Linked DNA regions of Homo sapiens: region 2 is linked to region 1. The links are chromatin contacts, found by Hi-C or POLR2A ChIA-PET in ENCODE. All regions are on one chromosome and are shown on one strand. The core of a region is the stretch at or near the end of the contact, and the rest is flanking DNA. Distances in the headings are between cores, read along the strand shown. Region 1 overlaps FYN (FYN proto-oncogene, Src family tyrosine kinase). Region 2 overlaps LAMA4 (laminin subunit alpha 4).

The links. Hi-C counts contacts between places; a loop is a spot of excess contacts on that map. ChIA-PET counts read pairs that join two places held with the same protein, here RNA polymerase II (POLR2A). Pooled maps may share reads with other maps.
Region 2: POLR2A ChIA-PET joins it to region 1 with 11 read pairs in T-cell. The contact joins two enhancer-like sites. A Hi-C loop is called at or near these places in 1 of 50 pooled maps. POLR2A ChIA-PET finds 5 or more read pairs at or near these places in 2 of 52 experiments (HEK293 and T-cell).

The regions. Positions count from the first base shown.
Region 1 is chr6:111,731,491-111,737,295 of GRCh38, reverse strand. The region is part of intron 3 of FYN (FYN proto-oncogene, Src family tyrosine kinase); the gene reads left to right. Among named protein-coding and RNA genes, the nearest start is that of TRAF3IP2, 130 kb to the right of the region's middle. RefSeq lists an enhancer at 5,008-5,805. Within about 2 kb of position 2,660, at least 3 of the 41 ENCODE cell types and tissues checked have a DNase peak (open chromatin) inside an H3K27ac peak, as active enhancers do.
Region 2 is chr6:112,153,508-112,159,312 of GRCh38, reverse strand. It overlaps LAMA4 (laminin subunit alpha 4), which reads left to right. Exons shown (of 39, transcript NM_001105206.3): 14 at 433-581; 15 at 3,607-3,748; 16 at 4,366-4,462. It overlaps LOC107986633 (a long non-coding RNA gene), which reads right to left. Exons shown (of 2, transcript XR_001744299.2): 2 at 3,580-3,993. Among named protein-coding and RNA genes, the nearest start is that of FAM229B, 69 kb to the right of the region's middle. Within about 2 kb of position 3,317, at least 3 of the 41 ENCODE cell types and tissues checked have a DNase peak (open chromatin) inside an H3K27ac peak, as active enhancers do.

The DNA of each region.
Region 1 (5,805 bases), core at 1,411-3,910:
ACCTGTAGGATCTGACACTATCTCTAGGTAGATATTGGCACCAAATTGAATTGAACTGGAGAACAGCCAGCTGTGTCCACTGCAAAATTGCTTGCTTGCTTGCTTGATATGTGGGGAAACAAAACCCACACATCTGGTGTCAGAAGCATGTTGTAAGAGTAGAGGAGAAACTAAGTTTGTTTATTCCTCTGTCCACACCATTATTTTAAAGAGTCGAGTGTTTGAGGCACAAAACAAATAGTGACAAGAATGGATGATTAACCAGCAACCATGTTAGAACAGAAACAGATTTCAAACAGTTGAGATAGTTAAGAAAAACAAAGTTAGGGAACAGTTTAGTGGGTTTGGAAAAGTAGAAATGGTATAAATAATCAGTCTCTTCTATAAGAGTTATGCAGATCCACTAATTGTTAGCAGTATTTTTATTTTAGCAGTGAACCTATATAGAAAATACAAGTCTTAAGAGAGAAGCAAGATGGCTAGAAAATGATGAAGGGACTTAGAGGGGAGTGCATTTAGTGCGTCCAGATTAAGGAATAAACCTGGTGGAACGGTGAATACTCAGAATGTGTAGGCTGGTTGTACACAGGACCATTTTGTTTCACTTGGGCTGGAAATCAGCATGTCGAGTCAGCTTTTGTCACAAAGAATTATGGCAGAGCTGTTTCCTGGGCTTATTTCATGTGTGTACCATCATTACTTGCTGGGTCAGTTTGGGTTGTATTGAGCCAGAACTGGGGCAGGGCATGAAGCCACCCTTGGGCCATCATTACCTGGAATCTTCTAAGGCAGCTCCATCGGAGCTCTCAGGGACAGGCCAGTTCTGCTTAGTGCTGGGACAAAGTGCTTCTGCCAGAGCTGCCGATTGATGACTCTTGCTGGTGGATGAGCAAGAGTTTACATCCTCTGACTGTTCTAAGCCTGTATATGTGAGTAGAGCTGTCATTGCTGAAAAAATAAGCTGCCTTCTAGCCCAAAGAATGTGTTAATATTATATTTTTTATGCAAAACTGAAGTGTAACTGCCACTTCTGCATCATGATAAAGACATTCGTATTTGACTTGACAGAGCAAACCCCTCCACAGCTGGAGGAGAACAGTGGTGATCCCCTGTGACCTCACATTCATCTGCACCTCTAACCCTAGCCACTCCTTCAGGATCCTCTTGTGACACCGGTCTGTTGTTGGATTCTACTTGTTACATGCCCTTTTCAGTGGGCATTCCTGTCTTTCTTCTGATGACCTGCATTGCAGATGTCTATCTGTGGTGTTACCTGTCCTCATCATGTTTAGGCAGCCACTTACACAACTGTGCAAGCCTATTTCTCACTCCTACCAGCCCCAAAAGATATGAAGTGTTTTGTGTGCCAGGGCTCTCAGATAATGTCACTTATATAGTTCCAAAGTAGATCACCTCTGCAGCCATTTATGGTTTCAGATCTTTATTCTCACATGTAACAAAAGCTACGGCTTTGCCACAGTTGGGGATGATTTGTGAGGTATGAATTATGAATAGACAGGTAGCTAGAATGGATAGAGTCATTGGTCCACTTAGGAAGTCATAGCTTACTTAGATACCTCCCTGTCCAGCCACTTGCATGCAGTCTCTTTCTACCCTTGCCTTCTTGATCTGGCACCCCCCCATGCTTCTCTTTTCTCCCCAGCTTCAGTATGTGTCTATCAAGACCCAGTTTCACTCCTGCTTAATACTGGATAAGTATCAGTTGTATAATGTGCAAATGCTTTTGCTTATAGGTCTCAGATTTAGCCAGATCTGGGTTAAAATGCAGTTAAACCTAGCACTGAGGCCTTAGGCAAATAACTTTACCTCCCTTCATTGATGATGATGATAATACCCAGCACAGGATGTTGATGGATCAAAGGTCATTTGCATATTGCACCTAGGAAAGCTTTAGGCACCATAGTGAGGGCTCAGTAGAATGGACTCATAGTTGTTTAAGATTTGGCTTCTGACTGCTTCTCAAGCTCAGCCACTTACCCAGCTACACATTTCAATCCCATTAAACTATAAGCTCCTTTTGAGCAGGGAGCCTGTCTTCTTCAGCCTTAGCACCCAAAGCCTCGAAATATGCTTGGCACATATTTGAATGCTCCATAAATATGGCCATAAATCAAATAAGCCGTAAGAACACTTACGGTTCTTTGAGGGTATCATGGTGTTCCACACCTCTGTGCCCTCAGATATGCTATTCCCTTGCCTGCAGTGCCCATCTCCTCCCTGCCTGGGCTAATATCCAGTCACTTTCTCAATTGCTGACCTGGATGAATTAGAACTCCCTCTGTGTCCCCTCTCCAACCTGAGTCCCTCGATTTACTTGTCTGTCTCCCTCTTAAGTATATATTAGCTCCCTGAGGACAGAGGCCATGTGTACTTGACTTTATACCGGCAGCCCTTAGCACAGTGCCTGTCACATAAAGGGGATCAAAATATGCTTGTTGAATAAAGGCTAGAGCTGGGGCTGAATATAAATAAAAGGGTATGTGCAGAGAAACAAAAATGCAAAGGAAATGAAACAGTTGAAAACTGGTGATTTGTTACTATGGTGATTTCGGAGTAACTTTTGTTTGGGGTAGGGGGGGTCGTTTCTTCATTCTTGTTATTGTTTTCTTCTAACTTCATCTCCAGCAGCTCAGAAGGAGAACAGCTGTACCTAGCAACCCTGTAGGGTAGAGCCAGAGAGAAGTGGAGCCTCCCTGTGATGAGGGAGGAGGGTCAAGACCACAGCATGTCATGAATGCCAGAGTTGGTTGAGCCAGATCATAAGTTGTTCTTCATTTTAGCAACAAAGGAAAGTGGAGGACATAGGTCTTCTGAAAACTGTAGTAAGAAAGAGTACTTTAAACCATAGGGCAAAAAATTAAATAAAAACTGTAGGACACAGCAATGCCTAGCTCTTCTCACATCATTAAAACTCTCATAATGTACCTTCTCAAGGCTCTGGCACAGCAGGGGTCATCTGAGCATTTAGAGCCAAACCTGAGCACTTGGTCAGGTCATTCCATGAGTCCTCATAATTCCTGAGGTTCAGCTGAGGGCCAAGAGCTGCCTGTCTGTCTGTGGACTCAGTGGTTCTGCTCAATGTGTGCAAAAGGTCTTTGGGCTCCTTCAGCATTGGTGTGAACCCTGGAGGGCTCCTTGTTGAAGCTCACATTTTTTTGTTTGTTTGTTTGTTTGTTTTTTGTTTGTTTGAGACAGGGTCTCACTCTGTCACCCAGGCTGGAGTGTAGTAGCACGAACATGGCTCATTGCAACTTCAATATCCCGGGCTCAAGTGATCCTCCCGCCCCAGCCCCCCAAGTAACTGAGACTACAGGCACATACCACCATGCCTGGCTAATGTTTGTATATTTGTAGAGATGGGGTTTCTCCATGTTGCCCAGGCTGGTCTCCAATTCCTGGCTTCAAGTATTCCGCCCACCTCAGCCTCCCAAAGTGCTGGGATTACAGGCATGAGCCACCGTGCCTGGCTTGGAAGCCCACTTTGCTCCACTGATGAGGGAACTGGACTTCAGAACTTCAGAGTGACACGCTTTGTGCCACGGGGCTACTCAGCAGCCTGGTTCCAGGCTAATGCACTGATGAGGAAACTGGGCTCCAGAACTTCAGAGTGACACGCTCTGTACCACAGGGCTACTCAGCAACCTGGTTCTGGGCTAATGCACTGATGAGGAAACTGGGCTCCAGAACTTCAGAGTGATACGCTCTGTGCCACAGGGCTACTCAGCATCCTGGTTCTGGGCTAATGCACTGCTTACAGACCTTCTCTAAAACAGAAGACTTAATTCCAGACTAAGATGTCCCGGAGACTTGGGAACAAATGCTAAGCTGGACTTAGAAAATGGCTAGGAGCAGAGCACGCTTCTCAAAAAACAGCATGGTGTAGTAGGTAGAAGATGCAAGCGTATTAGATCTAGATTCATGTCCAGGTCCCACGGCCTGAGTAACTCTGGGAAAGTTACTCCAATTCTGTGGGCCCAAGGTTCCTTGACTGTAAAATATACTTGTAAGGTTGCTCTGAGGATTAAATGAGATAGCATATGTAAAAGGTCAAGCAGAAAATAAGTTCTCAAAAAGTGGTAGGCATTGTTATTGTTACTGTTGTTGTTATCCTACTAACTTGCCTTAATTCAAGTTTAACTGTTTGTGTCAAAGGTAATCAGAAGTTCTTATTGGTTCTCGGGAGTGGGGAGACACGTGGCCCACACAGCCACCCTTTGACCTCTGTATTAGATTCACTTCCTCCGTGTGTTGCTGCAGACTCCCTGTTATAACAAAGATCCCACTGCATGCCCTCCCCCATCTCCTCCCAAAGAAGCAGTGGCCCACACAAGATCAATATTCATGCCTCTCGTGTTGGGGTCAGTGGTGGGTGCTTTCGGGTAGACGAGCAGCTGTGCTCCGTGAAGCTGTCCGGGGCCCAGGTTCCTTCCATCCTGTGGTCCTGCTGTTCCCTGTTGGGTTGCCATTGTCTGTCTGTTGAAGCCAGTTCACCAGCACCACACCCACTTCCCAGCCCACAGGAAGCAGGAAGGAAAGTGGAGGACGACCAGCTCCCTTTTGAAGGATTCAGGAGTTGAATATATTATACCCAGTCACAAGGAGTTGACTAGAATTAAGTGATCTGGCCACACCTAGCTGCAAGAGAGTCTGAGAATGCAGTCTTCAGCTGCAAAGCCAGAGGCTCACTAAAGCTATTATGATGGAGGAGGGTGGGGTGGATTTGGTGGGACAGCGAGGGGATAGCAGGCAGCCTGCACACCCTTCACCTGCCTTCACCCGCCTTCACCCTCCACCGCTCGCTTACTTTCAGTGACGTGGATTTGGGCTGCAAGATTGCCAAGGCCGTGTCCCTTTAGACCCAGGGCAACCCTGCCTGATACCAGAATCCTGCAAGCACCTAGGAAAAAGGGAAGATTAACTGCTGTGCCATTTTTAAGGAGTGAACTTAAGGTTTAATCACTCTGTAGGACAACAGTATAAAAAAACATTGTATTCTCTACCTCATTCATAGGCCAAGTGAAAAGTCACTATTAAATTGCTTCACCATAACTTTTACAAGCAGTAGTGTTCGCAGAATGTATGCTGGTATGTAAACCCAGTGTTACCTTTTTTGGATTTGTTAAGAAAAATCTGACTGGGTTTCCATCAGGTGTTAAGTAGGTCATCCACAAGTGGTCTAGCCCATGTAGCACATGTTCCTCCCACACAGAGTGGCCACAGCTTGTCATCCCAAATACTGTTTTTTGTGTGCTGCTGGGGAAAGCATCACTACCTTCTGGTGGTTCCACATTCTCTTCCTCTTACTGATGTTCCTCCTTTAATTTCCTCTGTGTCTCTCTTGGCACTCAATTTGCATTCATAAATGCAGACCTCTAGTGAAAACTTTACTGAGACACGCACGACATATTCAACCACCCTGGGCTCACCCAGGGTGAGGAAACCAACATCAGGGAAGGCAGAGACCATCCTCCTTTCCTTCAGGCAATAAAGTGTAGGAGGAGGCTGGCTGGAGTCTGCCTCTCTGCTCCTTTTGTTCCCGTCCTCCTGAGCCATTCTGTCCCCATAGAGGCCGTGGAATTAGATAGACTATGCTTTCTGACTGGCTACTTTATCTGCATTCACACCAAAACAGCTGCAAGAAGCTTTGAAATTCTACACCACGGCAGGGGATGCAAAAGTTATCCCTGCTGTTGTTGCTGATTTCTGGCAGCCTGAATAAAGTGCCAACACAAAGACCCAGGGGCCGGGGGACTGGGCTTCATGTTATTCTTCAAAGGAAAGACA
Region 2 (5,805 bases), core at 2,068-4,567, 420 kb before region 1:
GTAATGGAGTAGAAATCAGACAGGACTAGGTCAAAATAGGAAATATAAAGTGAGAGAAAATAGAGACAACATATATAAACAACTTCCATTTTTTGAAATATGTTGCTATGAAGAGAGCAGAAAAGTATTGTAGTAACATTAGGGACATGTGTGGATAATTGAAGGTTTTAGTTTAGTTTTAGTTTTTAGGTCTGAAATGGTAGAGCATTTCTGGGTTGTGAATGCTAGCTAGGGAAGCAATCAATACAGAAGAAAGAGCTGGCAATGCGGGATAAATAGACATATACTTACAGTATTTTAGACTTATGTGGTCCTGCACTGAAATTTACTGACCTTCATAATAAGAAAGAACAGAGATTATCTTTTGGTGCCTAGGAAAAATGTTTTAAGTTCTTCTAAATTCAATGTATTTATTAAAATTTTTTTCTTTAGAATGCGTCAGGGATTTATGCAGAAATAGATGGAGCCAAAAGTGAACTACAAGTAAAACTATCTAACCTAAGTAACCTCAGCCATGATTTAGTCCAAGAAGCTATTGACCATGCACAGGACCTTCAACAAGAAGCTAATGAATTGAGCAGGTAATATCCTGGTTTTAGAAATGCAAATATCTACATGGGGTGAATAAAATATTACTATTCAATTCCATATGTCAGAACTACTGGGATACAATTTTACCAGGTTGATTAAGGTTGGGTATGCTTATGTGTTGATATGTTGGTTGGTTGGTTGGTTCCTTGGTTGCTTGGTTGGTTGGTTGGTTGGTTGGTTGTTCCATCTGAGAGTCCATCATTGTTCATTGCAATTGTTTGGGGGAGCTGGTCTTTTTTATTTAAAAAAAATCTGTCATATTAAAGGTCTGTGTTCCGGGAAGAGGGGGGTGTCTGTTCCACAATTTTTAGTAGGATGACCAAAGACAATGTATAAAACATTGTCAAATAAATCAGATCCCTTTAGAAGGTCTAATTCTAACATTACCTATTTATTTCATAGACAGCATTATCTTTCCACACCCAAGTGTCTTAAGTAAAACTGGTCGGGAATTGGCAATATAACTGACTTCTGATAAATACTCCACAGTGCCCAGCAGGAACTATTTGATTTCAACACCTGTTAAGAGAAAATCAATTGGCAATTTTCCTCCCAGCACCTAGAATAGAATCACACACCTCTTGGACACTCAATTAATGTTAACTGAAAAGTACTGAAAGATCAGAATTGAATTCATGACCCTGAAATAATAGGCAAATAATGAGATCATTATAGAGAAAGACTAGGAAAAAAGGACCAGTAAAGGTCATTAATAAAATAAGAACCAATATTAACTTCTGTTCAAAATATAAATCACCTTCTTATTCTTGATTGCCAAAATTTTCAAACACTCTTCCAAATCTCCTACGAAGAGAGAAGAAAAGAAAGAGAGAGGTCATATAAAATCTTGGTGTGTCAGTGGGTGAGACAGTGCCATATCCCACTCGGTATCATGGCCCTAGAAACATGAGCTTTTGATGAAGGCAATAAAATGGAGCTTAGAAAAAACACTATTTTGATAATATACTATATTAGCAGAATGTTGTTTTTGAGATCCATCTTATGGCTCTCTTCATTATTCTTTTGTCATTTTGTACCTACATCCCATTCATTGGGATTCCAAAATATAACTTCTGTGTATAATGCCACTCTGCAACAAACAGTGTTCCAGCATGATTCTAAGACAGTTACTACATGCTTTACGTGAAACATGATCCAAAATATCAATCACCCTCAAGTCCTTTTGTATTTAGAATATTTCTGACTATATATTCATGAAAGCATTTCAACTTAGAGACATCTTCATTCAAAAGGTGAGTATCCTTCCATATCTGTCTGGTGTACACAATGATTTACGTGCTATGCTCGAACAAAGATAAACAAAATTCATTAAGAAGCTTCCATTTCAATAGCACATGTTTAATTTGAATACTGAGTTAGTACTTGTTCTGTGCCTAGTATTAAAAGCAAAGTAATAAAGGCTTTGTTTCATGATCTTTGGTACATCTTACCACTCTCGCCAGCAAAATTTTAAAATATTAATAAATATTTGTAACATTTTGTTTCTTTTGTCCCTTTTTTAAAAAATGTTTTCTTGTCTGCCTTCCCCAGATTTTGCTATCTGAGGCCATTTTCTCAGAAGGGGTTGTGGGGAGGAACAGGTAGTGAGTATTTAGATTAGACTCCCCTCTGTAGAGCAGAGCCCCATGACTTCTATAGGCCCTAGACACTTTTGCCTTGGTGGGTTCCTTTCTCCATAGAAAAAGTAAAACCTTTATTTCATGTCTGCATTGGTATAAAGATTAATACCATTATTATTGTTATCCTCATTTTTTCCTTCTGATTGAAAAAAAAATGAAAACGCTGTGCCTAATGGATGAGTCAGCCCTTTTGTAGAGGGGGTAGAATGATTATAGACTTGGTTAACAGAGAGGGAAGTAGCCAAAGAAATATAGAGAAAGTCCCTCTAAGGGAGCACACAGGGACTGGAACTGGATGCTGGAGATTGAGGAACAATTACCGAGCTCAACAGGTCAGGCGGTTTGAAGACAGGAGCCAGTGTGGGATCTGCAATGTCATATACTGGGTCACGGAGGACCTTCTGGAAGTTACTGACAAATGAGGTGATGATACTAATCATCGATGTTTGGGACTGAGAAAAAAAAATAAGGAATTGGTGGATTTAAGACTGAATAAAATTAAGACAAAGGATTTAGACGAACTGCGGAAGTGGAGGTTAGAGTTTATATTACAGAGGCAGTAGAAGTATTTGTCAATAAAATAAATTATGCGGGTACACATAGAGTTTTAAAATCCCAATTCAGGAAATGGTGTAGGTATAATAATAAACCCTGACGATTAGCAGATGCCAGGCATGGTATACCAAGCATTTCTATATTTTATTCCTGTTATATCTCACATTATTAGCCCCTGTGTGCAAGTGTGCAAGTACCCTGTGTGATGGGTACTCAGTAAATGTTGGATGAACCTTACACAGGCCAGAGAGGGGCAAAGGCAGAGACTATCGTGTGAAAGGGCAGGGGTGAGGGTGGGCTGAGGTGGGGCTGTGTGCTGAGGAAGGGCTGGGGCTGTCTCACTCCTGAGGCCCAGGATGCAGCCAGGCCTCAGGAGTGAAACAAACCTTGACAATACGTGCCCTGGCCAAGCTCTGCATACTCTCCTAGAGCCTTGGCTTCCTCTACAGAAAGGAAATAACAATGCTGATTTGGATAAGCACTAGGTAGTCATCATAATGGTTCATTCCTCTGCCTGACTTCCATCACATAAACAAACTCCTGCAAGAAGAAGTGCAGAGGGCTGTTTTTAAATCGTCATTCCCTTTTCCTGCTGCTACTGCCAGACAGGCAGCTGTCAGAGAACCAAAATGCTGTTCAGCAAAGACAGAAGAATGCAGAGGAGGTGTGACCCTCAAGAAAACCTTGCCACACTAGGTGACTTTGAATAACAGGAAGGAAGCATCTGTGATCCTAGAAGTATTTAAAAAGCAAGCATTAAACATGGCCCCATTCCCCAAGAAGGTAAGAAGGAGAAATAACAATGTTTGTTTATTAACAGGAAGTTGCACAGTTCAGATATGAACGGGCTGGTACAGAAGGCTTTGGATGCATCAAATGTCTATGAAAATATTGTTAATTATGTTAGTGAAGCCAATGAAACAGCAGAATTTGCTTTGAACACCACTGACCGAATTTATGATGTGAGTATTCCCTGAAAGTTCTTTATACCTTGCCTTTCCCACTGGCTTTTCTGTTTTCTGATGTCATCTCTTGAACTTCCAGTGTGAAATCCAAATGGCAGAAAGAGTGGAAAAGGCAGGGGAACTAAGGGAAGACCATTTCATGAATGCCTTGAAGGTTTCAGTCTGCAGATTCTTCGAGATGTGCTGTAGTCCAGTCAGCAAATGCCAGTTCCTTTGACAGTTTATTTTTTTAGCCAAAGTCCCTGAAAAAAAAAATATGTATTTAAAATTAGTTCTTGCTGATAGAGAAGATACTTTATGCATTCATTTATATTTTTTTCAACTCAAAATTATTTATTGTGTGGCTTCTATGTGGCAAGCACTTTGGTGGGGCCTTGGCCAGGGCTTTGTTCTAGGTTCACTGAATCTTTCCCAAAAAAACATTACCTTGAAAATGCCAAAGGCATTACTTCCTCATGGTCACATATTTGACCTTAATTTTAAGCTGTGAAAATAAAGCTAAATGCATTTTGCTTGGTGTTTAGCAGATAAACTGTGTCATTTAAATCCTTCAACTATGAATAGCTGATTTCTTCTGCTGTCATTTTTACCCTCTTCTCTCAATTCCTTTGTAGGCGGTGAGTGGGATTGATACTCAAATCATTTACCATAAAGATGAAAGTGAGAACCTCCTCAATCAAGCCAGAGAACTGCAAGCAAAGGCAGAGTCTAGTAAATATCTTCACTTTCCTATCTCCTTTCTAATTTATAGCTGCTTCCCTCCTTTCATACACGTAGACAGAGATTTCCAAATCTAGGATTAAAGAATAGTATTATAACTACATAACATATCAGTAGTTCCTGCTCAGAGTCAAGTTACAAAAGAGCAAAGATTTGATACTTTAAATTGTGATTGAAAAAAAAAATGCTATGTAGTAAACTACATGGAAACACATAGCTATCTCACATACTGTGGCTATTCCTGCTAATCAAATAGGCTGATTAATAGAAACTTACCATAAATACCAATTTTTAGGGGAAAAATGTCCTAAAATACACTTAACACTAAAACTATATTGCACAAAATTTCCTCTTTCTTGAACAATTTCGAAGTCCTTTTAAAATGTTTCCCATGAAGGAACGAGTCATCACTGTGAGTCAATTAGGATGACAGGGTACCACAAAGCCATCTGGTTATTTGCTTTTCTTTTTTTTTTTTTTTTTTGTAGTTTGTGTTCTACATAGGTTACTGTATTTAGGACAGACCTAACAAGCATATGGTAAGAAGCATTTCCAAAGGCCAGTGTTTGCATCTGCTGAAGTGTGCACATCCAAGGGTGAGGGAGGGAAGGAAAAATAAAAGCAAAATCGCATTAGACAATTTTGAATCTTGTGAGTTACTCTTAAAAACAATCGAATGGACTAAGAAATTCACTAAACATTATTCATCTCTGAGATAATGAACTAATTCCCAAGGATTTTTGAACATTGACTAATGAGGTTGGAAATTCATCATCTAGCGAACTTCTAACTGCCACCTAAAAACAAAGGCCAAGTTTGAAACTAAAAACCTCACCCAATTTTGTTGAAGTAATTAATCTCATTTAATCATGCATTTTCTTTATCTTTTGCAAAGAGCCATTACACAGAGAAGATAAATGCACTTTGCTTTTCATACACAGATACTTATTTATTTCCCATAAAACAACTGTTATTTTATTTTTCTGGGCAAACAAAGGCAATAAAAAGTGTCATTGTTTCTCTAGTCTAATTATTATATGTCTAATTAATTTATTATGTAAGTCTATCCTGAACATACTCTATGGATTAGAATATCAGTAGTGAAGAATTAGAATATTAACAGTAAAATATTTTAAAATAAATGTTGCTATATCTATGTATTGCTTTTGTTTCTTGTGAAGATCAGAATGTGTCAGTCTTCATGACACAGTGACTTAAATATTTTATTCTTTTTGATAACTTGTAATATATTCTCTCAGTCTTGTCATTATTGAGTTATTGAACCTCATAAAAGCAACTTTTCTATTTTAAATTTAACCATTAATCGATCCCTA